3 separate regions of the Mus musculus genome follow, and all the other regions are linked to region 3. The links are chromatin loops, found by intact Hi-C in ENCODE. Cell type or tissue: left cerebral cortex. All regions are shown on one strand. Links, peaks and the distances in the headings refer to the core of each region. The heading gives the core; the rest is flanking DNA.

What was found. Peaks named below come from ENCODE experiments on the same cell type or tissue, not always from the same donor. Only the 100,000 strongest peaks of a DNase experiment are listed, where the experiment ranks them.
Region 1: it touches region 3 in a loop (3-fold over the local background); 5 of 42 quality-filtered maps call a loop at or near these places.
Region 2: it touches region 3 in a loop (2.3-fold over the local background); 6 of 42 quality-filtered maps call a loop at or near these places.

What each region holds. Positions count from the first base shown.
Region 1 is chr12:74,226,314-74,234,218 of GRCm38, reverse strand. It overlaps Syt16 (synaptotagmin XVI), which reads right to left. Exons shown (of 8, transcript NM_001364282.1): 5 at 4,751-5,004. Among named protein-coding and RNA genes, the nearest start is that of 1700086L19Rik, 54 kb to the left of the region's middle. In left cerebral cortex, for the core only: no CTCF peak of the experiment used is centred there; a DNase peak (open chromatin) is centred at 3,197; H3K27ac peaks cover 1,471 bases.
Region 2 is chr12:74,166,540-74,174,444 of GRCm38, reverse strand. All of the region lies in intron 3 of Syt16 (synaptotagmin XVI), which reads right to left. Among named protein-coding and RNA genes, the nearest start is that of Gm40889, 30 kb to the right of the region's middle. In left cerebral cortex, for the core only: no CTCF peak of the experiment used is centred there; a DNase peak (open chromatin) is centred at 2,987.
Region 3 is chr12:74,280,648-74,288,552 of GRCm38, reverse strand. It overlaps 1700086L19Rik (RIKEN cDNA 1700086L19 gene), which reads right to left and starts at 4,277. Exons shown (of 4, transcript NR_030735.1): 1 at 4,097-4,277; 2 at 2,915-3,038. In left cerebral cortex, for the core only: a CTCF peak has its summit at 4,404; DNase peaks (open chromatin) are centred at 3,638, 4,339 and 4,816; H3K4me3 peaks cover 1,648 bases; H3K27ac peaks cover 1,057 bases.

The DNA of each region.
Region 1 (7,905 bases), core at 2,015-4,514, 53 kb after region 3:
AAAGTCAAGACTCAGGAGGTCATTCAAAGTAAAGTCTAAAGAGATCATTCATAGCAGCCAATTAGCAAAAGCCCCGCTGCAGCCAGAATACGTGGGTTAAAATCATAGGTCTACCACTGGCTAGTGTTTTGAGTCCTGGCCAAACTGGAAAGTGCATGCTAGTATATGCCTGTTTGAAAGAGTCAGGTTGCAAAGCTACGGAAATGTAGCCAGGCAGTACAGTAAACTTTTCCACACCCTAGGTAGATTGCCTATTTTAGTGTTTACTGTTTTCTTTGTATCTTAATCTCTGCGTATGCCTATATGACATCTATGGGCATGTACACGTGTGTGTGTGTGTGTGTGTGTGTGTGTGTGTGTGTGTGTGTGTGTATTTGATGAATGAGTGAAATAAATGTGTGAGCCTGGTTTTGAAAAGAGAGAGTGAGTAGGGTTGTGAGGTTCTAGTCAAGATGAAAATCTGTCTTCAACCAGACTCCTTAATTATTCCTAACATTGGTATGGAGCTGCCTCTTTTCAAGTATGCCTCTCTGTTTATGGAATGTCACCCTTGGCTATCAATTTACTTATTGACAAATTACTCTGGTCTACTGCCCTTACTGGGAAACCTAAACTGCACATCACTTACTGTAATGACCACCACACCAACAAATTACTAGTAATGTCAATATAATGTTTAACTTTTCCCTGAAGGCCTGAGTCTTTCCTAACAAAAAGGGTCTCATAGTGAACCCTTGTTAATGTAAATCCATTCTTTATCTATAGAACTGGACTCGAGTTCAAAGATTACTTCAAAATTACAACAAAATACCTCAGTCCGTGCATTTATCAATGAGACTTTCCCAGGGAGTCATAGGGGAAGTAATCGTGCCGTGGAATCAAATGTTCTCTATAAGCCATGGCTGCTACTTCTTATCAGCTCTATAACACTGGGACCATTATTTCATACTTTCCATTATCTTTCTTCAATAGTAAAATAAAGATGATACCCACTCCATAGGGAGGCTGTGCAAAGTAGAAGTCTTGACATATAGGAGACATCTAATAAATGCCCTTCCCTTTTAAGATTCAAATTAGCCTGCCAAGAAAACTCAGCTTTCTTATAACATAAGGGAAGCTCCTTCTATTCTCTTCCCTGTGCATGCAATCACGCATGAGCATTTCTATTCAGAGGTACTTAGTTTCAAGTGATAAAAGTGGTTGCTATAGAGACTTCTGAATACAACTGACTAGTGTATATATAATATTAGAATCAAGTCTCCAAGGAATTCAGCTAACTGAAAAACCAAGGCAGAATCTTTTCTTAAGCTCCTGTCTCCCCTTAAAACTCCCATCTATTTTAGCCTGCTCTTGATCATCTACATAGCTTGCCTAGATGTAGGTCGTAATAGCTAGCATCTTTTAAGTTGTTCTTGATGTCAGGTGTCATATCAAGTTTGCTCTGGCACACTTGGGATCCTCTTGGCTTCATTTCCTCTAAAAGAATCTCTTACCTTCTGCTCATAAAATATAAAGCTCAGCTCTCATTATTGATCCATTGGTACCAAAGCATTCTGCTGCCCACCATATTTGGAAAGGGCAGAGTGTGCACCGTCATTAATACCCTAGGCACTATGCTTTTTCCCTTTGGCAAGATGAACTTAGAGCAAATAATAATCTCTTGGAGTATGAGCCACAGGATAAAACAATTGGTCATACTGGGTGGTGGCCAACTCAAGGACAGATTCCATCCAGGGCCGCTCTCTTTCCCTCCCTCATTCCCGAAGCCTCCATGGAGAATGTGCTCAGTAGCAAAGGCGGAAACAAAACTCTTCACCTTCAGCTCTTACTAGGGAACCAACTAAGAAATCCTGAGCTTTGTAATACTTATATCTGCCTAACGAGCTAGAATTTTTAACATCATTATTTCATGGGAAGGGAAACTAAAGCGAAAATGGGCTATGGAACTAATACACTTCCAATAGGAGGGTCCATATGCCAGGCCAGGGTCATTTAAGATTTTTACTCCAGCAGCCTAAGAGCAGACCTTAAGCAGTCAAAATCCCAAACTTGTGTTAACCCACATGACCTACTTCTTTCGGCCAACCCTTTCGCCGTAGATGCTTCTGTGCTTACTAAGCGTGACAGGAAGATGGGAAGTGGTAGTGACGGAAGTTGGATGGCAGTATTGTAAATTCATTCTCATTCAGGTCTCTGCTCTTAATATTAGGTAGGAGTCAGTAGCTTTATCATCTACTTCAGTGCCAAGGCTAAAAACACAGTGCCTGGTAATTTGGCTCTCCCACATGTCCATCAGCTACCTATTCAGGTAAGTGCTTGCTGCACCTGCAGGCTTCTGGGAAGTCCCGGGCAGAGCTACTGCAATTGCTCTGAGAAGATCGGGCCAAGACCAGCTCTGGACAGCAGCTGGGCTCCTGAAGGGCCAATCCCAGCTGTTGCTCATGAAAACTGGGCTTTGCAGGCTCGACCTGGGTTGATTTGAGACAGAGATTTGTGAAGGGTTGTATTTTCATAGCAATTAATTATTTCAACACGTTACCTATCACCAGGCCACCAAAGGGGCTCCTTGTACAGGTACTGTTAATACTGCTAATCTGTTTGACCTTCCTGCAAGGTAAAACTCTCTTCCTTCTTATCCCCATTTGGCAGATTTTAATTAACTTCTCAAGGCCAACCAATTAATCAGTCGAAAGCAGAGAGGGAAAGTGGGACATCTGTCTCTCTGTGTGGATGAAATTTCCAGCCACCTTCCCATTGTTTCTCCCACCAAGTCCCAGGTCTGCAGGAGAAAGTCAATGGTCCCTGCCAGCTGAGGCTAAACTGGAAAATCCATGATCATAGCAGGTAGCCGGTCTGCATGAGGCCCTTTCCTTCGGAGACAAAATAAAGGGCTCCTTGAGCTTCCCTGTCCTGATTTTCCCCTTTAAGGTGGAAATGCTTGCATCAAACTGTCAAAACCCACGTTACATTTAAAGATTTTCTGTCAAACTGAAAAGCCTTTCTGTTTTAGTAAGATAGTGTTGATGTCATCGTGTGGCCCAAAGTAAATGGATCCACAATACGTTCTGGATGCCAGCTCCGCCAGGGAAGACAAGGTTCTTAACACGGCTAAGAGACAAATAAATCAATGCTTAAGAGTCGAGCTACGCCTGCAGGGCAGGCGGTTACGGGAACCGCTTGAGCTCTCTGTGAAGTTCTACAGTAGGAGCACCAAATTACAGTTTTTGTCTCAAAATAGATAGGAGGTTGAATGGTGCACATGGAGCTGTCTGGGTATTTTTGGAGTCTGAGAACATTCAGTACCCTCAGCATAAGTCATCTATTAAAGCACCAGGAGGCAGGGAAATGGGAGGTTCCGTGGAAAAGGCAAGCCCAAACCTAATGGCACAATTATCAGGGAGACAGAGTTATCAACAGGCAGGTAAATAGTTGTGTTTTGGTTCTCTGCAGTGAGGGAGACAAAGGGAACATTTTTAAACATTGTGTGGGATTTGATTCGCCTCTGAGCACCAACACCATGGCAATGCAGACCTGTATTTTGTTTCTCTCTCTCTCTCTCTCTCTCTCTCTCTCTCTCTCTCTCTCTCTCTCTCTCTCTCTCTCTCTCTCTCTCTCCCTCTCTCTCTCTCTCTCTCTAACAAAACTGGTGACAGTTAGGAGCTCTGGATACCTGTGTTGGAAGGACTGACTAACAAACCATAAACCAGGTATCTGAGTTTCTATTTCTGGTTCTCAGCAAAAGCACCATCATAGAGGCACCAGCACATATGTGAACGAGCGTGTGCATAGGGCTTCTTACATATGCCCAGCAGCTCTCCCACTAACTGGAAAACAGCAAGGCCTTGGACCATGAATTTATACAGCTTTCTTTTTGCATTTCTTTAAGCATTTAGTGTGTGTGACCTCTGGGTTCTTCTGAAGAGATTCAACCCCACGTATTTCCTCTGGTTGTAGAAATCAACTCATTCTCTAGTTCTATTTCTGCACATTATACTGAAGTCATATAAAAATTGAATATTCATTAGTAATTTCAACTAAGTTGATTTCCAGTTAACACCTCTTAATGTTGGGGCATCATTTTAGAAGGGTGGAACTCACAAAGAACAATCAGAGATGCCCATGGGATAAGGCAATGCTTGTAAAACCCTAGACTGAAGTAGCTGGTGTCCCTTTCCATAATGGCTGCCCCATTATCACAGATAGCCCTATAGATTAAGGACAAGCTTTAATTAAAAGACCAGTTCATAAGCTGCATCATTCATCAAGTGTTTATTACAAAAAGCAGCATCAATGACCAGAATATGTCACTCTTGGTGCTGCCTCCCACACCTCTAACTCAATTCAAAGCTGACACCTACAAACCCTTGTCATGTCTTCACTTTAGTTAAATTCTCCAATAATTCTTATTTTAGCAAACATAGTGCAGGATTTGGGGTAAGATAAAATAGAATTCACTTTTCCAGGAAGGAAAGCAACCAAGTTCTCCAAAGATCTAGAGGTCCTTTTGTATGAGAACATCCCTGATAGCTCTTCACTTCTCCCACTGCATGCTTCTGCTGCTCCCATTTTGAAAGAATGTATTTGTGATTCTTTTATTGCAAGGTTTTGTGTGTGTGTATGTGTGTGTGTTTTGTTGTTGTTGTTGTTGTTTTAGATCAAGCAGTACTTCCTTTCTGGAGGAATCAGGTAAGGGAGGCAGAAGAGGTGAATGAGTGGACGGCACTAAAATGAAGAAGAGACAACAACTTGCCTCTGGACTCCACAGAGAGGAACTGTGGGTGGCATAGGAATCTTCAAAGCCCCGACTCACAAAAGCTGTCTCCGTCTCCAGGACGCCATCTGCACAAGGACGACCGAGGCTTCGGACCATGCCCATCTCCGGACGGCAAGGGCCATGGTGCCTGACGTTCCTGCTCTCGAAGGGGGATTGTGGGAGAATGGAAATGGGGCGGTCTTCATAAGACAGAATCTCAGAATAACTAAGTTGGCTGGTTCGATCCAAATCTAAATTTGCAATTAAAAAAAACATTTCAAATGGATTATATTTTCATACCTTTTGGTCTAGAAAAATTGAACAATTGCAGACACAACAATCAAGATCACAGGGGAAAAATGTATAACAATAACATCTTCATAAACAATATCACCCACATGATGGATAAACTTTGCCCCTATAGTCAAAAAGAAAACTGGTTCATTATGTGTGATAAAGTAGGCAAGGGTCATGTCCTTAAGGCCAGCCTGAGCTACAGAGTAAAAAAAAGTCTTTAAAAAAACTGAAATCCCATGAAAAGTAAAGAGCTACTGTATTTGAGCCACAGAAGTTCTAATGTGTGAGCCATGATCCTGAACAATGTTCATATCTTCTGAACACTTACTTTCTTACATAAAAATATGTTTTAAAAGCCATCAGTGGGTCTTTATGGATGTCAAACAGTAGCAGGCAGACAGCAGCAGAATTTTCCCATAAATATGAGATTCTCACTGGCCTGGCTCAAACTTGATCCTTCCACCTCACAAAACCCCAGTATCCACAGCATCCCAGCTCACTATCCACATCCACTTCTGCTCTCACTGGCTGTGCTTCTCTTCTAGGTCTTGTCCACACAAAGGACCATCAACTCCTGAACTACCCCTGATTCCTTCCTGTTCAGTGTTTTTCTCTCACTCTCTCTCCCCTTCCTCCCATTCTGAAGCCTTCTGAGCAGAGGGTGATCTGGTCACCACAGAAGACTAGGGAGCACGGGTGAGCAGAAGGTGATCTGGTCACCACAGAAGACTAGGGAGCACAGGTGAGCAGAGGGTGATCTGGTCACCACAGAAGACTAGGGAGCACAGGTGAGCAGAGGGTGATCTGGTCACTACAGAAGACTAGGGAGCACGGGTGAGCAGAGGGTGATCTGGTCACCACAGAAGGCTAGGGAGCACGGGTGAGCAGAGGGTGATCTGGTCACCACAGAAGACTAGGGAGCATGGGTGAGCAGAGGGTGATCTGGTCACTACAGAAGACTAGGGAGCACGGGTGAGCAGAGGGTGATCTGGTCACTACAGAAGACTATGGAGCATGGGTGAGCAGAGGGTGATCTGGTCACCACAGAAGACTAGGGAGCATGGGTGAGCAGAGGGTGATCTGGTCACCACAGAAGACTATGGAGCATGGGTGAGCAGAGGGTGATCTGGTCACCACAGAAGACTAGGGAGCATGGGTGAGCAGAGGGTGATCTGGTCACCACAGAAGACTATGGAGCACAGATGAGCAGAGGGTGATCTGGTCACCACAGAAGACTAGGGAGCACGGGTGAGCAGAGGGTGATCTGGTCACCACAGAAGACTATGGAGCACGGGTGAGCAGAGGGTGATCTGGTCACTACAGAAGACTAGGGAGCACGGGTGAGCAGAGGGTGATCTGGTCACCACAGAAGACTAGGGAGCACAGAGTAAAGCCACGAGGTCCTCTCCACATAACTGCTTTCTAGAACCACCTCTAGGTTATCTGTTCTAATGCATTTGTTTTAACCTTTTAACTGAAATATCCATCCGTATACTCATTCATAATGTTAAGAACTAAGATGTATTAAAGCTGGTCTGGGAATGTCTGAGGTGGTAAAACACTGGCTTTATAAGCACAGGGATATAGGTCCAATGTCTGCTACCAATATAAAATCCTTAGCATTATTCTTTTTTTTTTTTTTTTTTTGCATTCCCTCTGTGTGCCTCCACTCCACTGCCTCTTCTTTCCTCTCTTCTCCTCTCCACTCCCATAACCACCCCTCCAGCCCTACTCACCCTGTTCATCCCCCTTAATGTCATCAGACAAAGCAAATCTGGCAAGTTCCTCCCAAGCAACAGCTCCAGCCAGTACTTCAGCCCACCCCAGCTAAGATGTTCTATCTCTTTAGCCTCCAGTCCCTCTCAATATTCCCCAACCTAGGATAAAAGAAAAAGAGAGGCAGAGACAGGAGTCAGTGGGACATCAGAGGGACATCCCTAGTTCAGCTCTTATACACCCTAGCAGTTCCTCCACTGAGTCTAGGAACTTCAGCCACAGCATAGGCTCCCAGAAGGCATAAGCACACATAGTCTGAATCTGTGGCTACATCTTCACTAAATCTTTGAATAACCTTCCAACAGACTCATACTTGCAAATACTTGAAGCGTCTGGGTGGGAAGCAAACCAGAACCTTGGTGACCAGGGTATATAGGAACAATGCTTTGCCTCAAGCTTAAAATATATAATGTACGTCTTGGAAATGGTTCAGGAGTTAAAGTACTTGCCATGAAAGCATGAAAGTTAGAGTTTGGATGCCCAGAAACCACACCAATATTAAATGAGCATGATGACCCATCTGGAATTTCAGTGTTCAGGTGGCAAATTCCTAAAACAAGCTATCTGGATAGAACTTATTAGGAAGCTCTGAGTTTGAGAGACTCTGCCTCAATGACTAAAGTAGAGAATGATCAAGAAAGATTGTCAACATCAGGCCCAAATCTCCACACACATGCTCATACATATGTACAAGCACCATGCACCTACATGACATGCACACACACAGACACACACACAGAGACACACACACCATACACATGCACATGAGAATGAAATATATACTCAGTCTCTCTCGTATATATATATATACACACACACATACACACATTCTTATGTGTATTTTTTAATACTATCCATGTAGACCATATTAGCACAACTTTGGACTCTGGCTTTGTTTTTCAAAGCCATCCCAGTCACTGAAAAACTCTCCTTTCTGTTGTGTTATTCTTAAATATTCCATTCAGGTTCCCTAGATACACTTTCACAGGATACCACAAAAAATGTTTCATCCGTACTTTCAGATGTTTAGCAAACACACTTTTTAAAAAAGCCATAGAAAACGACAGAATGCAGAAAAC
Region 2 (7,905 bases), core at 2,015-4,514, 110 kb after region 3:
ATTAATTCCATTAGCAGGCTATTTCAGGAAATAGCAAGCATACTTCTTGGAAACAAATATATGTGGTTAAAAAAAAAAAGCCACAAGGAAAAAAAAAAAGCTCAAGTGAAAAATCTGAAAACAAAGTTGATTTTCAAACGTGATTAGAACTCCTTCCCATGACATATCAAGGGTGTCACAGCTGCTTCTCTGGTGGGAAGTTGGTGTTTGGATCTGGGACTTTAAACCAAAAGGCCTATCTTGGGATGTCACTGTAAGTAGTCTCTCTGCCTCTTAATCATCAGCAACTGCTAAATGAAGCGTGTCTATTTTCTCTGTTACATTTACTACTGGCAGCCAGGTCCTCAGTAAGTGCCCAGAAATGTTTCCATGGTTACAAAAAGCATTCAGCATCCCTCTTGTTTTGGGCCAATTTAGCTTAAAATCTATTGTGCAGAAAAAATATGGCACATTAAGGAACATAAAATCAAGATCCGACATTATGAAAAGAACTCAAGATTAAACGGGAAAAGCAGGCTTGATAAGGCTTTTCAAAAAGTGCACATAAATCACAGATTAAGATGCTGCTCTTCCTCGACTCTTTTCAAATGTCTCTTCAGCAGAACGGCTTGCACTACACCTGAGTGTCAGGGGGAAAGAAGCACAGGAAGATTCTTTAAGATATTAATGCATAGCTAAAATAAACATATATACTTTTTAAACCTACAGGTATCTTAACATCTGTAAAGGCGAGAGTCCAGTCATACATCCTAGGCATCCTGGTGTGGCTACGTGTTTATTCTGATTATAGACAAAACTTTGTTCAGTGGCTAAAAGGCAAATGGAGCAAATACATAGGTCATTTCACCTCAGGGAAAGGGGGAATAGTGGAGGGCCCTGGGGGCAACTTAGTCATGTCCCTCCTTCTATAGTCATGAGTAATCTGAGGTGACAAAACTGTCTCACTCAAAGGCCATGCTACAATTCTGGTCACCTCAGACCCAAGAGCCAGGGTTTTGAAAACAGTTTTGGGTCCTTGGGAACAGATTAAACAATGATACAGCTTTGGAAGAAAGGCAGAGCCTGAGGCTCCTCTTGTTTGTGCCTGTCAGTTTCCCACAGCTCTTTGTGTGTGGCGGGGCATTCAATTCAGTGCACAGATGATTAAGAGAGGCCACAGGAGAGCACCTTTCTTTACTGATACCAAGCCTCCACCTCCACAGGCATGGGTCCCTCCTATATCTCCTATGGCTCTTTGCTCCCTGTGAAACAGGAAGGGGTGGGTGCGATTCAATGTCAGAAGGATGTCAAGGTTGAATTTGGCTTTCCGGGAAGAAAGAAGAAACCTAGTTTTCCCCATTTCTTCTCCCAAGTACAGTTGGCATCTGTGGGCACCAAGCACAAAAGAAAGATAAGATGATGAAACTAACTCTCTCTCTCTCTCTCTCTCTCTCTCTCTCTCTCTCTCTCTCTCTCTCTCTCTCTCTCTCTCTCTCTTTCTCTCTCTCCCTGCATAGGTCTGTTTTTTTCTCTTTTGTGTGTGTGTGTTTGGTGCTTACAGACGTTTACTCTTTTCCAATCCTGAATTCCTGAGTGTTGCACCTTCAGATGCCCAGGACCTGGGCTTCTATCTCTAGTAGGAAAACTGTCCACTGAACTCCAGAGCCATACATACCAAAGACTTCCTTTATGACATGCCTTCTTGGTGGAGCAATGACAGCACACTGGTGGCAATCTTTTATCAGACATTCATGCTGGGTTACACAGGTTCCTTCCTAGCATATACTGCTCCCTCCAACTCGGTTTCAAACCTGATGTTAGAGCTCTGTCTAAAACAGAGCTTTCTGGTATCACTCTTAGGACTTCTTTGTCAGTTCTCAGCTGCTTGTAGGATAAAGGCCAAACTCTCATCACAGAAACCATAAGGACCCAAGCGCTGGCCCCAGGATCTCTCAGCCCGTTGACAATGTTAGCACTCACAAAAGTTTTTGGTTCCCTACCTCTGGAGGGCCTTTTTCCCTCTGTCCATCTATGAACCTCTGACTCACCATCGAAGTTCACAACCCTGGATCATCCGCTCTGCAGATTTCTGTCTGCTCACCTCTGACAAGATGATCTCAGAAGTTACGATATGTGTGACTGTAACTTTTCACAAACATGTCAACAGGACTAGCTAGATGTGCCTCCCATGAGTCTCAGAACTCTTTAACGGGACACCAGCTTCTCATTCATTCATCCCTCCATCCAAATACTTTACCCAACTTAAGAAGAAAGGGATGCAGCGTCCACACACCAACTTGAAGTTTCATCTTCTGCTTCAGATGGAGGTTGGAATGCTGGAAATAATGTCTCTCCCTTTAAACAGTAATAATAATCCAGAGCACTGTAAAATGATACCTTTGATTAAAGTAATAAGAAAGAGGAGGTCATAAAGCAATTAACTAATTAACCCTTAAGAGGAGATAACTTTCTCATCAGTCCTTGTTGGCCCAGCAGATGCTGGGTCAGCTAGGGAGGAGAATCAAGCTCATATTTCCAGGTAATTTCTAGAGGTCAGGTGTGAACTACCACATGGAAAGAGAATCCATGGAAGTAACCAACATGTGAGAATGCAAATCTATTTAAAAGTTCTTCTCAGAGAGCGCCAGACATTTACCAGAAAGACTGGAACAGAGCAGGAGCAAAGAAAGTGACGGTCAGTATTCAGTCATGGAGAACAGCGAAACGTGCGGTGCTGGGGAACATCCACTGTGCATAAAAATCTGTAACAGCCCACTGTCCCTTTAAGAGGGGCAGCAGACCCTGGTGTCCTTAGACTACAGGGAGAGGCACATGAAGGTCAATAGATAGCACAGGATACAAACTTCTGGGAAAGGGCAGGAAGAAGGTGTAGGGTAGGACTGTGAAAGAGATTCCCTACAGCTGGAAGAGAGACAAGACAACCAGAAGGTCCTGAGCCCCAGACACAGAAACACAGAGCCTGCCTGGGGCTGAAGCAGCTCCAGAACTTGGCAGAGAACTCCAGCTACCACACTGCAGTGCTGTGGCATATGCTGAGTGACGACAAAGAGAGACTACTATGGGAAGGGCAACACAGAGACCCACATGGAAACCCAGGAAAAGAAGAAGCTGATCATGGTCTCAGGTTTAACAAAACCCTCTAGCAAATAAGTCTCCACTTCTTGCTTTTGGGGTTTTTTTGTTTGTTTGTTTTGGTTTTGGTTTTTTGGGGGGTTTTTTTGGTTTTTTTTTTTTTTGGTTTTTCATTTTTTTAGTTTTGGGGTTGTTTGGTAGGTTGGTTTGTTTTGTTTTAAGGTACAAATTGAAGGTTTTAAGGCCTCTATTGCACTGAAGTTGACATCAAATGAAAACCCAGCCTGGGTTCTGAGCAACTGTGAAACAACCTAATTGTAAGGGCCCAACATTAGGCAGCCCCGCCTGTTTTCCTTCCCCATATACCATGCTCTGTCCTTACTCATAAATTATGTGAGAAATTAAAAAACCAATAGCACCATATTAAACCAATAAAATGATCAAGACGAAATGATCAAGATCTATAGCTCACCCCCAGAGCTCGTGTCTCTAGCTGCATATGTAGCAGAAGATGGCCTAGTCGGACATCACTGGGAAGAGAGGCCCCTTAGTCTTGCAAACCTTATATGCCCCAGTACAGGAGAATGCTGGGGCCAAGAAGTGGGATTGGGTGGGTAGGGGAGCAGGGCAGGGGGAGGGTATAGGGGACTTTCGAGATAGCATTTGAAATGTAAATGAGGAAAATATCTAATAAAAAATTGAAAAAAAGAAAGAAAACTGCATTCTAAATAATTAAAAAAGATCTATAGCTCAAATATTATTTGATTACAATACTTGGACTATGAAAAATAGCACATTACAGAAGCACAAAGACTTAAGATTCTAAAGACACTTTTCTTCTGTACCAACAACAGAGCTTCAGTTTACAATAGGAAAAAACAGACAGAAATGGAGATAAGAATTTGCCAAGCCAACAAAGTAAGTTTCAGACTCCCAGACTTCTCTTTCACTAATCAATTGAACAAAAACAATTCATCCCCCCAAAAAATCAATAAATTAAACAAGTATTAAAAAATATGATAAAGCACCTAAGTCAACTTAGATCAATTATATATTACATTACATTATATTATATTATATTATATTATATTACATTATATTATTGTGTTTATATTTTATACTGAGCACACAGAATACTCTCTCTTCAAGTACACACAAAATAGCCTACAAGTAAACACACACCCAAGTTAGCAGAACAAATCTGAATGGTTTTTCTCCCCCAGAGAAGTAAATCTCCAACCACAAATGTTAACTTTTTAAAACTTAAGTAATAAAAAAAATATAAATTCTGGCTAGTGTGTGATTGAGCTATAAATCAACCACAGAAAAATATCTAGAATCATCATTGTTTGGAATCTAACCAATATAGTTTTAAGTAACCGCCATATGAATAAGTAAGAGGGTACATTATAAACTAGTTTGATTGATAATGAAACCAGAAACAACACACATTTGTATCTGTTGAATGCAGATAATGCATTTCTTAGAGGGGAATTTCTATCTTAAGTTGCATTCAAGTAAAATGTGTGTGTGTGTGTGTGTGTGTGTATGTGTGTGTGTGTCTGTGTGTGTCTGTGTGTCTGTGTGTCTGTGTGTCTGTGTGTGTGTGTGTAACAAACATAATAGAAACCAATAAAATTAAAACCAAAACTAGAGGGAAAATTAATAAAAATAAAAGGTAGTTTCTTGCAGAAAATATACAGATTGACAGACAATTCTCTTCATAACTAGACGAAAACAAAAGATATCCTTAAATGTCCATTTAAAACTTAAAAACATTAGGTAATAAAGAAATAGCTCCTCAGAAAATTGGACATAGTACTACCGAAAGATCCCGCAATACCTCTCCTGGGCATATATTCAGAAGATGTCCCAACCGGTAAGAAGGACACATGCTCCACTATGTTCATAGCAGCCTTATTTATAATAGCCAGAAGCTGGAAAGAACCCAGATGCCCCTCAACAGAGGAATGGATACAGAAAATGTGGTACATTTACACAATGGAATACTACTCAGCTATTTAAAAAAATGAATTTATGAAATTCCTAGCCAAATGGATGGACCTGGAGGGCATCATCCTGAGTGAGGTAACCCAATCACACAGGAACTCGCACAATATGTACTCACTGATAAGTGGATATTAGCCCAGAAACTTAGGATACCCAAGATATAAGATACAATTTGCTAAATGCATGAAATTCAAGAAGAACGAAGATCAAAGTGTGGATACTTTGCCCCTTCCTAGAAATGGGAACAAAACACCCATGGAAGGAGTTACAGAGACAAAATTTGGAGCTGTGACGAAAGGATGGACCATCTAGTGATTGTCATATGCAGGGATCCATCCCATAATCAGCTTCCAAACGCTGACACCATTGCATACACTAGCAAGATTTTGCTGAAAGGACCCAGATATAGCTCTCTCTTGTGAGACTATGCCGGGGCCTAGCAAACACAGAAGTGGATGATCACAGTCAGCTATTGGATGGGTCACACGGCCCCCAATGGAGGAGCTAGAGAAAGTACCCAAGGAGCTAAAGGGAACTGCAACCCTATAGGTGGAACAACAACATGAACTAACCAGTACCCCAGAGCTCTTGTCTCTAGCTGCATATGTATCAAAAGATGGCCTAGTCGGCCATCACTGCAAAGAGAGGCCCATTGGACTTGCAAACTTTATATGCCCCAGTACAGGGGAACCCCAGGGCCAAAAAGGGGGAGTGGGTGGGTAGGGGACTGGGGGGGTGGGTATGGGGGACTTTTGGGATAGCATTGAAAATGTAAACGAGGAAAATACCTAATAATAAAAAAAAGAAATAGCATAAAATAAGTTCAACAGTATAAATGAAAATATCCTTGAAAAACACAAAATGCCAAAAATCACTTCAAAATAAAATCAAGATAATCCGGTATCTATTAATTAAATTCTTATTCCAAACCTTCCACACACACACACAAACCCTCAAAACCCTTAGAGGCCCATGAGATGGCTTATTGTGAAAAAGTGCTTGCTACCAACCATGATAATTTAAGTTCTATCCCTGGGACCCATACAGAGAAGGAGAGAACGGAATCCCCCAAGTTATTCTCTGACTTTGTGCTTGCTCTCTCGTGTTCTCTTTCCCCGCTCCTTTTCTCTGCTTCTATCACTCTCTATTTGCCCACATACACATAAACCCATAAATAAAACCCTTGGGGAAAAATCACTAGACACTAATAAATTATAAATCTACACAAATTTTCTGGACAATAAGGAAGACAAACACTTCTGGATTCATTTTTTGAACTCAGCATCACACAGATACTAAAATCAGTGACATATCAAGGGTGCCTGTTGAACACCTCTACAAGTCTTGAACATGGAGAAGTCAAACTGGCACCTACATAGACCCTTCACCCCTACAAACTAATGTTTGTGGTACTGGAAGGTACTCCATATGGTACCAAAAGATAAAAGTAAACACAAACCCAGCTACAAACCATTGGATCTCTAAAAGAATGACCTGCCTAAAAGATGCCCTGGTGCAATAGTGGCATAAAGCTTTTGGGAGTAACCAACCAACATCTTGTTCAAGTTCAGGCCCATTCCATGAGATGGAACACATACCCAGTAGTGCTTGGGTGGCTAAGAATCTGGCACTAGATAGGCTAGGGACCTTAGAGACTTCTGTTTTACTAAAGGAACATAGCAATAAAATGACTCCTAATGGCATTCTGCTATATTCATAGATCAGTACTCTGCTAAGCAATCATCAAAGACCCTTTCTCCTGCAGCTGATGGGAACAAGTGCACAGAACCACAGGCAAACATGCAAAGAGCAAGAGACCTTAGAACAATAAGCCCTAAGAGGGATGCCTCCATCAAATCCTTCCCCTCAGGATCAGGGGACTCTGCAGAAGAGGGGCTGAAAGATTCTAAGAGCCAGAGGAGGTGGAAGGCTCCAAGGAATCAAGGCATTCTAGACCAACAAGACCAGTACCCATAAGAACTTACAGAGACTGTGCCAGATGCACAAGGCCTGCGTAGATCTGTACCTGTAGACGGGATCCTGGAGCTGAAAGGAGAACTGGGAACATGCCCTCTAGCCCCAGCCCAGAAGCTATCTCCAATTGAGTGCCACTTGCAAATGCAAAATTATTTTTCTCCTGAGGAGTTTCACTGGAAAAACAAACTACTCTTAAAGGCAGGTCCCATACACAGCAGTAGATGGCCAAAACAAAACCAATGTCATCTTTGGACATTCTTTGTCTCATTTAATGTTACATCAGGACAGGAGATTTTGTTTTGTTTTGTTTTGTTTTGTTTTACTCTACCTTATAGGTCCTTTGCATGTATATTATAGCTTCCAGTTTGTGGTTTCTATGGGATTCCTAAATGTCCAAAATGCATGTGTCTCTGAATCTATATGCATAACTTGTGTTTTTAATTTGGTTCTTTTTGTTGTTGTTGTTTGTTTGTTTGTTTGTTTAATCATTTTCTGATATATTCTGATTTATTTTCTTTTTTATTTATCGTATTTTATTATTATTCCTTGGATACCAGTTTGTGGATACAGATGGGAAGGGAGGTGGGGAAGAAACAGAAGGTGTAGGGGAAACAAGATCATAGGTAGAGTATATTGTATGGAAAAAAATCTATTGTCAATAAAAGGAAAAAAAATGGTACTGGTTTAAAGCTGTCACAGTAGCTCCCACACCTTCGCTAGAGAGCATGTCACGGATCAGACACCTTCTGCAGTATTAACGAAAAGCATCTTCAGGGTGTCTGACCATGATGGTTCTCCGTGTGCACTGCTGAACTTTCTCTCCAGCCCCAAGAAATGCCATGGCGC
Region 3 (7,905 bases), core at 3,166-5,665:
GCCAATGACCGAAGCCAAAAACAGTGAGCTTGCAGAGCACACCTTAAGATTTACAGCTTTCTGGGGGTATGGCGCCCCTAACCCTACATCCTTCACTTCGCAACACAGGATTGACAGAGAATGAAAATTGGCCAAGCAACTACCTTTCTGAATATGAAATATCAAAAAAAAATCTAACTGATAATATCTAGAGAAACACTTTAACTCTTGTGTGTACCCAGGGCCAGTGCTCAGAGAGGAGAGTTTTGACCCCTGACCTGTGGCTCACAGAGTCATTTAAGCGGTATCATTCACACCATCTTTTGTTTATATATCACCATCCATATTTTATTTGGGCTGCCCTGACCAAGGCCAGTTTTGCTCCTGTTGTCCATGGTCGGCGTGAAACTCAAGTCCAACCCCCCATTCAGTTTTCTGGGAGCCTTTGCTCTGCTCTTACGGGGCTTTATCCTTGCTCTTACGGTGTCTGATCTGGGCTCCCAACTAGAGGTTCGCTAGCAAGAAAATGGTCTTTAACAGTGAGATGCTTTTCTTCTATGGGTATGGAACATCCTTGTGTGGCACTGCATTCAAGCTCAGGCAATCCCCCAAAGCCACTGTCTGTCTCACCCCAACGTGACAAGTAGCGTGTACAGACAGATCTCTTCGATAATGTCCCCAGCTTTTTCATGTCCTGGCCCTTTGGATAAGCACCTGAAGTCTCACAGACTCTCTACTACATCCCTGCAGGGTTCCCAGTCTCACACTTGTATCTCTTCCCCACCCGCTCAACCATTAGTATTGAGAAGTCTCCTATCTCTCTGCTGTTGGGAAGACGCTGTCTTGAAAATATGAAAGCAAATCGTTGGACTTTTTTTTTCTAAATATAAGGCTCTTACAGTACTGAATACAACATTAGTAAGCTCTTACTGCCTTCCACTAGTACCACCCCCTCATTATTCCCACTGAGAATTGTTAGCAGAAACTGGATGGGTCTGTATTGGTATCTTTGTATAGTTTTGACTGGGAAAAAAAATTAAAGTAATTGTGTTAGAGCAGTAGGGGGAAATAAAGTACTAGAAGTATTTAAATAGACAACTCATTTTTCAAAATTAAATGTAAATAAAAAACTTAACAAGACTGGCTTCTGCAGGACCCCAGGCCCAACATGAAGGCAGGTTTCTTGCCCTTAGCCTCAGTTCTGAGTTTGGTCAGTTCATGCCTGACTCTGTTTCTGAAAAGGCTATTTTTCATTTTTACGTTTACATTTTTATACTTGTATTTTTGTATATTTTATATTTCACTTCATGTGTGTGTTTTCATGTCAGTTTCAGAAGCATGCGCTGCCCAGGCAGGCAGTCTAAGCTGGCTCTGCGCTGGCTTTCAGGGACACTTTGGACTCCAATGTTTATCCCGTTGAAACCAAGTCACGAGCAGGGAACCAGGGAATAGAAGCCTTGATGTAGATTTCAAGGACTCTGTTGTGTCTCAAGGCATCTTTGAGGCCTTACAGAAGTTTCATGACATGAGTCCGAACATGAATGTTAATGTGCTCCTAAAAACTTCAGCAGAGTGAGCAGCTGGAGATGCAAGGCTGTCACCAGATCCTGGTTTCATCCCTAAGCCCTTGTTTGCCCTGAGCTTGATCTAGGCATCATATCCCAGACACACATACTCTTTATAACCCAGAGTGTGCAAGCATGGAAGGCAGCTACAGTGATGAGGGCCACTGCAGATTCACTGTAGCTGTGAACCCACCAACATCATTAGGATTAAGTATTTACTATCTTCATAGCATTTACTTTTTTTAAAAAAAATTAAGGACTAAATACTATGATAATTTTAAAACAGGCATGTTCACCAAAATCTGCACTGTATATATTCTACATATTCGACTTTCATGATGAAAGTCAAGACTAAATTTTGAGAAGCCCTTTGACTTTTTGATTGTGACAGTTGTCTCAATGGACTAGCAAGTGACATTCTCAAGCATTTAAGGACATAGGGGATTTAAACTTCTATGTATATTACATAAGAAATGGGATATATATATATGTATAAATTATAAAACTAATACATATATACAGGAACCAATCATCATGGCTGAGAATGAGCCATGCACAAAACACTTACACACACCCCTGGAAGACCGCGGTAAGTCTCATCTGTCTCCACAAATTTGTTCCTCACAATAAAACAGGGTAATTATTGGAAGAAGAGAGGAGGGTGGCTGGTACTAAGAGCTAATGAAGAGTATTTGGTGTTGTATATATCATTATCTTAGCCTCTAATATTAAATGGACGATTTCAAGGTCTCATGACATTCATAAAGCCATATGAAATCAGAGCAAGTGTTTGAATAGGAATCTGAATGGATCCTCTCCAACTGGAAGGTACATCTTTTGGAATTTGTCATTATCATTCGATGGGCTAGTCGCCTCTGGCAGGGTACTGCCCAGAGATGCCTCAGTACACTAAGTTCCAAGGTGCTAGGGAGCTGGACATTTGTTTATGCACCAAATTCAGTCTTACAATTGGGAAGAAAGTAGTTAGTTCTCCATGGTCTCTACCACAAGTCTCCGTGTAAATTAGCATTCCATGAGTCCCCACAACCTCCTATGGCAACTTGAAGGATTCTCTCTTGGTTTCTTTCACCCCAGACCCACACTGCCAGTGTGCTCAGAAAGCTTCCACTTGCCATCTTCCGGGAGCCAGGCTCCCTCACTTGACCCACCCAATTCACAGGGGTCTAAGAGAGGAAAGTCTGCCAGCCTACAAATGTCCTTTTTACAGAAAACCTTTATTGACTTCTCCCCAGCAACCGCCCATACAAACAGCCCCTTCTATTGATCCTGTAAGTTGCCGGGCTGCTACATTAGCGTTTATTTCTCTGGATACATATTTAAACAGTAATTTCTCTTCGGAGGGTGATTACCTGGTAATGCTGACTCAGACCGAAGAGTGTATGTCTAGGACAGCCTCGGAAGATGTGGTGAGAACTCCCCTTGGCACATGGAGCATGTCTCACAGCCTCGGGCTCATGAATGGGGACCTGGGATCTTGAAACAAGGAGACATACTGGCATAAGACACCTCTAAAGAATCAGGGATGCAGGGACATGAATAAGTTATCAGGGCAGGAGAAGGCGGGTGGGGTGGGGATGGGGGGCGGCACTGAGACGTTTGAGGTGGGGCCGATCTGGGACATGGTTTAGAAAGAAAGATAAACCTTCAAACTCAGGATCACTTAAGTTTAAGTAGGAGCGACGTCAACTCCCCCTAAGAGATCTGAAAAGTGCACAATAGTTCATCTTGTCAGTGATTTACTCGAGCGGTTATTTTGGGGAAATGTGATTAAAAAAAAAATCACAGCCAGCTCTTGTATAATTTTAGGCTGCATCACCCTCCAAAATAACAAAGCAATTAACTCAAAACACCATAACTTGTTCTTTCTCTGACATACTGACTCTTTCTGGCAAGGTCTGAAGTAGCTGCTCCACGTTTGAAGATAGTTCTCAGCAAAGGGTTCCGTTTAACCACACCTAGTCTGCATGGCTGTGTGCTCACGGATCTCATCATCTTCTATATTTAGAGAGACGGGCTTTCCAAGGGAAGACGGGCATCCAATAAGGACGATCCCATCTAGAGAGGTGAGTTACTATGGTTACTGCTCAGGAGGCTGAGGACCAGTGAACCACTGCTCCTGGCCAGCTGGACCCTTTCCAGATGAGGACCTAAAACAGAAGCCCGTGTTGACTGAATTTCGTGGAGCCTACTTCGTGTCGTTTTATCCATAACCACGGGCTGCCTTTGGGAGCTGCCTCCAGCTCTCCAGCCTCGGGCAGCCAGGCAAAGCAAAATCAAGGAAGGTGGAAAACTTCTAAGCACTAACAGACAGTAGCGAACAGAGGGGGAGTCTCAATATCCAATCCTGGCATTTAAAAAATCAAATCAAGTTATTCGGGACCAGTGGCTAGTCACTTTTCAGTGGCTGGGGGCAGGGTGGGATCCGAGGCCAAGTCCCTAACCTCCAGCCGTAGGGAACGCGTCTTCTCTGGGCCTCGGGTCAGATGCCTGGCTGGAGGGGTCCTGGCAAACCTTGAGAGGGGTCCACTTACCCGAAGACTGCGTGTGCAAATGTTTCACAGCTCCTGTTTTTTCGCGAAGGTGTCACTCTTCGGACGGGTTCTGACAGCGACAGCGACAGCGGCGGCGGCAGCGACTGCAGCTCGGCGGGGCGGCCGGCTCCTGCAGGTCGGTCCCTCCTTCTCTGAAGCGCCTCTCGCTCCGGCTCAGAACGCGAGGCGGGCGCGCGGCTTTTCTAGGCGCGCATTGGACCAAAGGGAGCAGATGTTATCCGGTTGCTAGGAGCGTTGCTAGGAGGCGATGACGCCCCTCCACCGCCCGAAGCAACTTTCCTGAAGGTCTCGGGCGCCAGAGGGGGCTACTGAGAGCCAGACTGGGAGCTCTACCGGGAAGGAAGGCTGAGAACGAGGGGTCCAGCCACGGGTCACACTGACTTGGTCCAGGAGAGCTGGCGACACGGGAGCGGGAGCGTCGCGGGCCTGAGCGTTAAGAGGAGTCTCGCGTCCCAGAAAACGGTCACTCACTGGAGGCTGGATTGGTGTCCCCATGGAAGTTGAATGGGGACAGAGGTGGAACTGCATTTAAAGGTGTGAGGGATCCTTTGGCTCCGGGACTGTGTCCCACTGTGTTCCTGTTACTACAAGCAGGTTTGAGCAATTGACAGACTTGAAAGAGGGAAATATTAATCCATGAAACTCAATCCTGAGTCTAATTCCTTTGGGCACCCTATATGGCTACCTCCTAAAAACGGGAGGATGGCACCGGGTAGACGAGGGGGAGTGTTTCCATGGGGTGTTCCCATGGTCTAGTGTTCTGCCTCTATACCATTAGACTTCATCTAAATGAGAGAAGAATAAACCCTTCAATTAATATGAAATGTTCTATAAAAAATAATCACACAAATGACATGAAGTTGGAAGAAAGATGTAGGGGTTTCCAGGGATAGTGGTCCCGGGAGTGGGAAATGAATATGGTCGAAACACATTGCATACCTGTATTAAGTTCTCAAAAGGCAAATAAAATCTATCTTTTTAAATGCACCTCAAAAGGGTACTTTCCACAAAGGATACTGGGGAAACTACATATGTTTCAGTCATTGTTGCTTTAATGTAGTTTCCACAAAGGTTTGCAGCTTCTCCAATTTCTTGATAGAGCTTATTTTGATTCAGTTTTTGTTTGTATTCTTGACCATTGCTTCTCATCCTCACCGTGGCTGTTGTGAAATGGTTTTATTTTATTGAGGGGAAAGAAAAAAAAGAAGACTGCAAGAACCTCAAAGTGGGAACATCTGAGAAGCCAATGAGCAAATTCAAGAAAGGAAACCAAAATACCTAGTAAAGAAATTCTGCTTAGCATGCTCCCTTGATGATAAATTTCTCCTAAGAAAGGAGTACAGAATTTCCCTGGCTCCCTAGAGAGTTGGGCCAGGGCCAGGGCCAGGATGGAAATCAGCACCCCTGGGACTCACTTAGAAAGAAATACTGTGTTTAGATCCAAGCCAGGCTGCTGCTGCATAGCACTGGGTTAAGTACTAAGGGGTGGGGGTGGGGGCAGCCATCTTCAAGGCTAGCGGGGTACAGTATGATCCCACAGTTCAGAGGTCTCCAGTACCTACTTCATGCCTTTGTCAAACTTTAATCTCTGGAAGCGTATTTGCCCTGAGGTTTGAGACGATCATGAGGTAATCTGGAGATGTATAAGGAAGTAATAAATAGCCAAGGTAGGCTAAGGAGGTAATAATCACAAAGTTACTGTTATGCGTCTAAGGGGGAACTTTGAGAACAGTTGTGATCCTCCAGACAACCAGCAGTATGTCACATTGCTACTTCACTATGGGCAGCAAGAGACTAAAATGGGGCTGCCATCTCTTTCCTTCTCTAGCCCTTCCCTGGGACTCGCTATACCTTTGACCTTCAGTTCCAGTCGCACTGGACTCTCCTCTACCATGTTTGGAGAAGGTGCCAAGGTCTCCTGAGTTATGTGAATGATATTTCTTGTTTAACGTGCCTGCCTCCCTCTCACCTGGCTTCCTCCCATTCAGCCTGCAAGATGCTGTTTAAATACATTCTCATTGCAGCTTTCGCAATTACAGCCCAACTCACACTCCCCAATCCACCCTAGAGTACTGCTGCCATACTCTAAATGAGTTCCCTCAGGATAATAGGGAGTGCCCGGCACGTAGCATACAGCTCCAGGTACATGCCAGAGAGCACAGAGCCTGTGGTCAGTGGGGATACCTCCAGATCTCTGGTTTCCTCAGCTGGTAGCTGTCAGGGCTCTACCCAGTCTATGAGGGAAGCCAGGAGCTGCCTTCATTTTTCAGCTAGGGGGTGGGAAAACTTAGTGAAGCACTGTTCTTAGGCACCAACTTTGTTTCCTCTTTGAAGACCACTGTCTGGTCTCCATTAGCCACCCAGGAAGTATTCAACCCAGAGTCACTCTGATATTTTACTAACACCCTTAAGCCAGTCATCTGAACTGAGTGTGAGTCCTCTGAGTTGAACTGTCCTCTCTTACTTAAAAATGGACAATAGCAAGGGAGGTGAAGGGCTTACCAGGAAAACATAAGACCTGAGTTCAATCTCCAGAAACCATCTTTAAAAGTTGAGCATGATGGCATATACTCCCAAGGCAATTATATATATATATATATATATATATATATATATATATATATATAGGCAGTATACCCCAATATATATATATATATTGGGGTATACTGCCCATCCCTAGTAATGGGTTATGCCTCAGGAATAGCACATCTGCTTAGCATGGATGAGCCTGTAGATTCAATCCCTAGAACTGAAGACAGACGAAAACCCCCACCCATAATCACATGGCATGTCACTATGGAACCAAGGCAGAGAAACCATCTGGGGGAGCAGCTTGACTCAGCCAATATGGGTACAGTGCAATGTATCTGAACAGATGAGGGAACCTGGCCTTCTGTGATGTAACTTCCTGGTGATTGTCACATCTCCCTTTCGTGGAGGGCTCCCATAAGAAAAACAATAAACATTAATAGACACGGGTCAGGGTGATATCAGGATGACAGCATAAGCCTTACGGCAAAACTTGACAGCATAAGCCTTACGGCAAAACTAAAAATAGAATAAAGGCACAGCTCTTAATCCCTGTGGGCCCATTGATATCTGCAAAGATTTGTGTTGTTTGGTGACAGTAACTTGCTGCGTATCCCAGGCCAGCTTTGAACTCTAGACCTCCTGCCTCTCAGCTTTCTGAACGCTGAGATAACAGGCCTGTGTCACTATGTCCAGACTGTAGCAGGTGGAACGGCACAGATGTTTTTCCTTGTGCCAGCCTCCCGTTGAGCTGTAATCGCAAGTCGTCCCGGAGAAACATCCCCAGAAACTCTGAGGCTCAGAGGAAGCTTTAAGGTTTATATGATGCAGTTCCTTGGTAAAATGTTACTGGAGGTGGTTCATGTTTGCAAAGTAACCCTACACAAAGCACTACTGGTAACTAAGGACTGACAAGCATGGGAGAAATATAGTCTTCCTTAGAGAAAAAGATAACACCAACTGGTTATCCAAACCAAAAACACATATGCAAGTAACACTATAGAGACTGAACAGGTTGTATTTGTGTATTTAGGAATATATATATATATATATATATATATATATATATATATATATTCATATACAGAAATGCATATAACAATAATTATTTTAAAAATAGGCCATGAATTTGAAAGAGAACATGGAGGAGTATATAGGAGGGCCTGGGAGGAAGGAGAGCAAAGTGGGAATGATGTAATTGCTATGTCAAGAAACAAGTCAAAGATGTAAACAGGGGTTTTATGTTATAAATAAGCCAT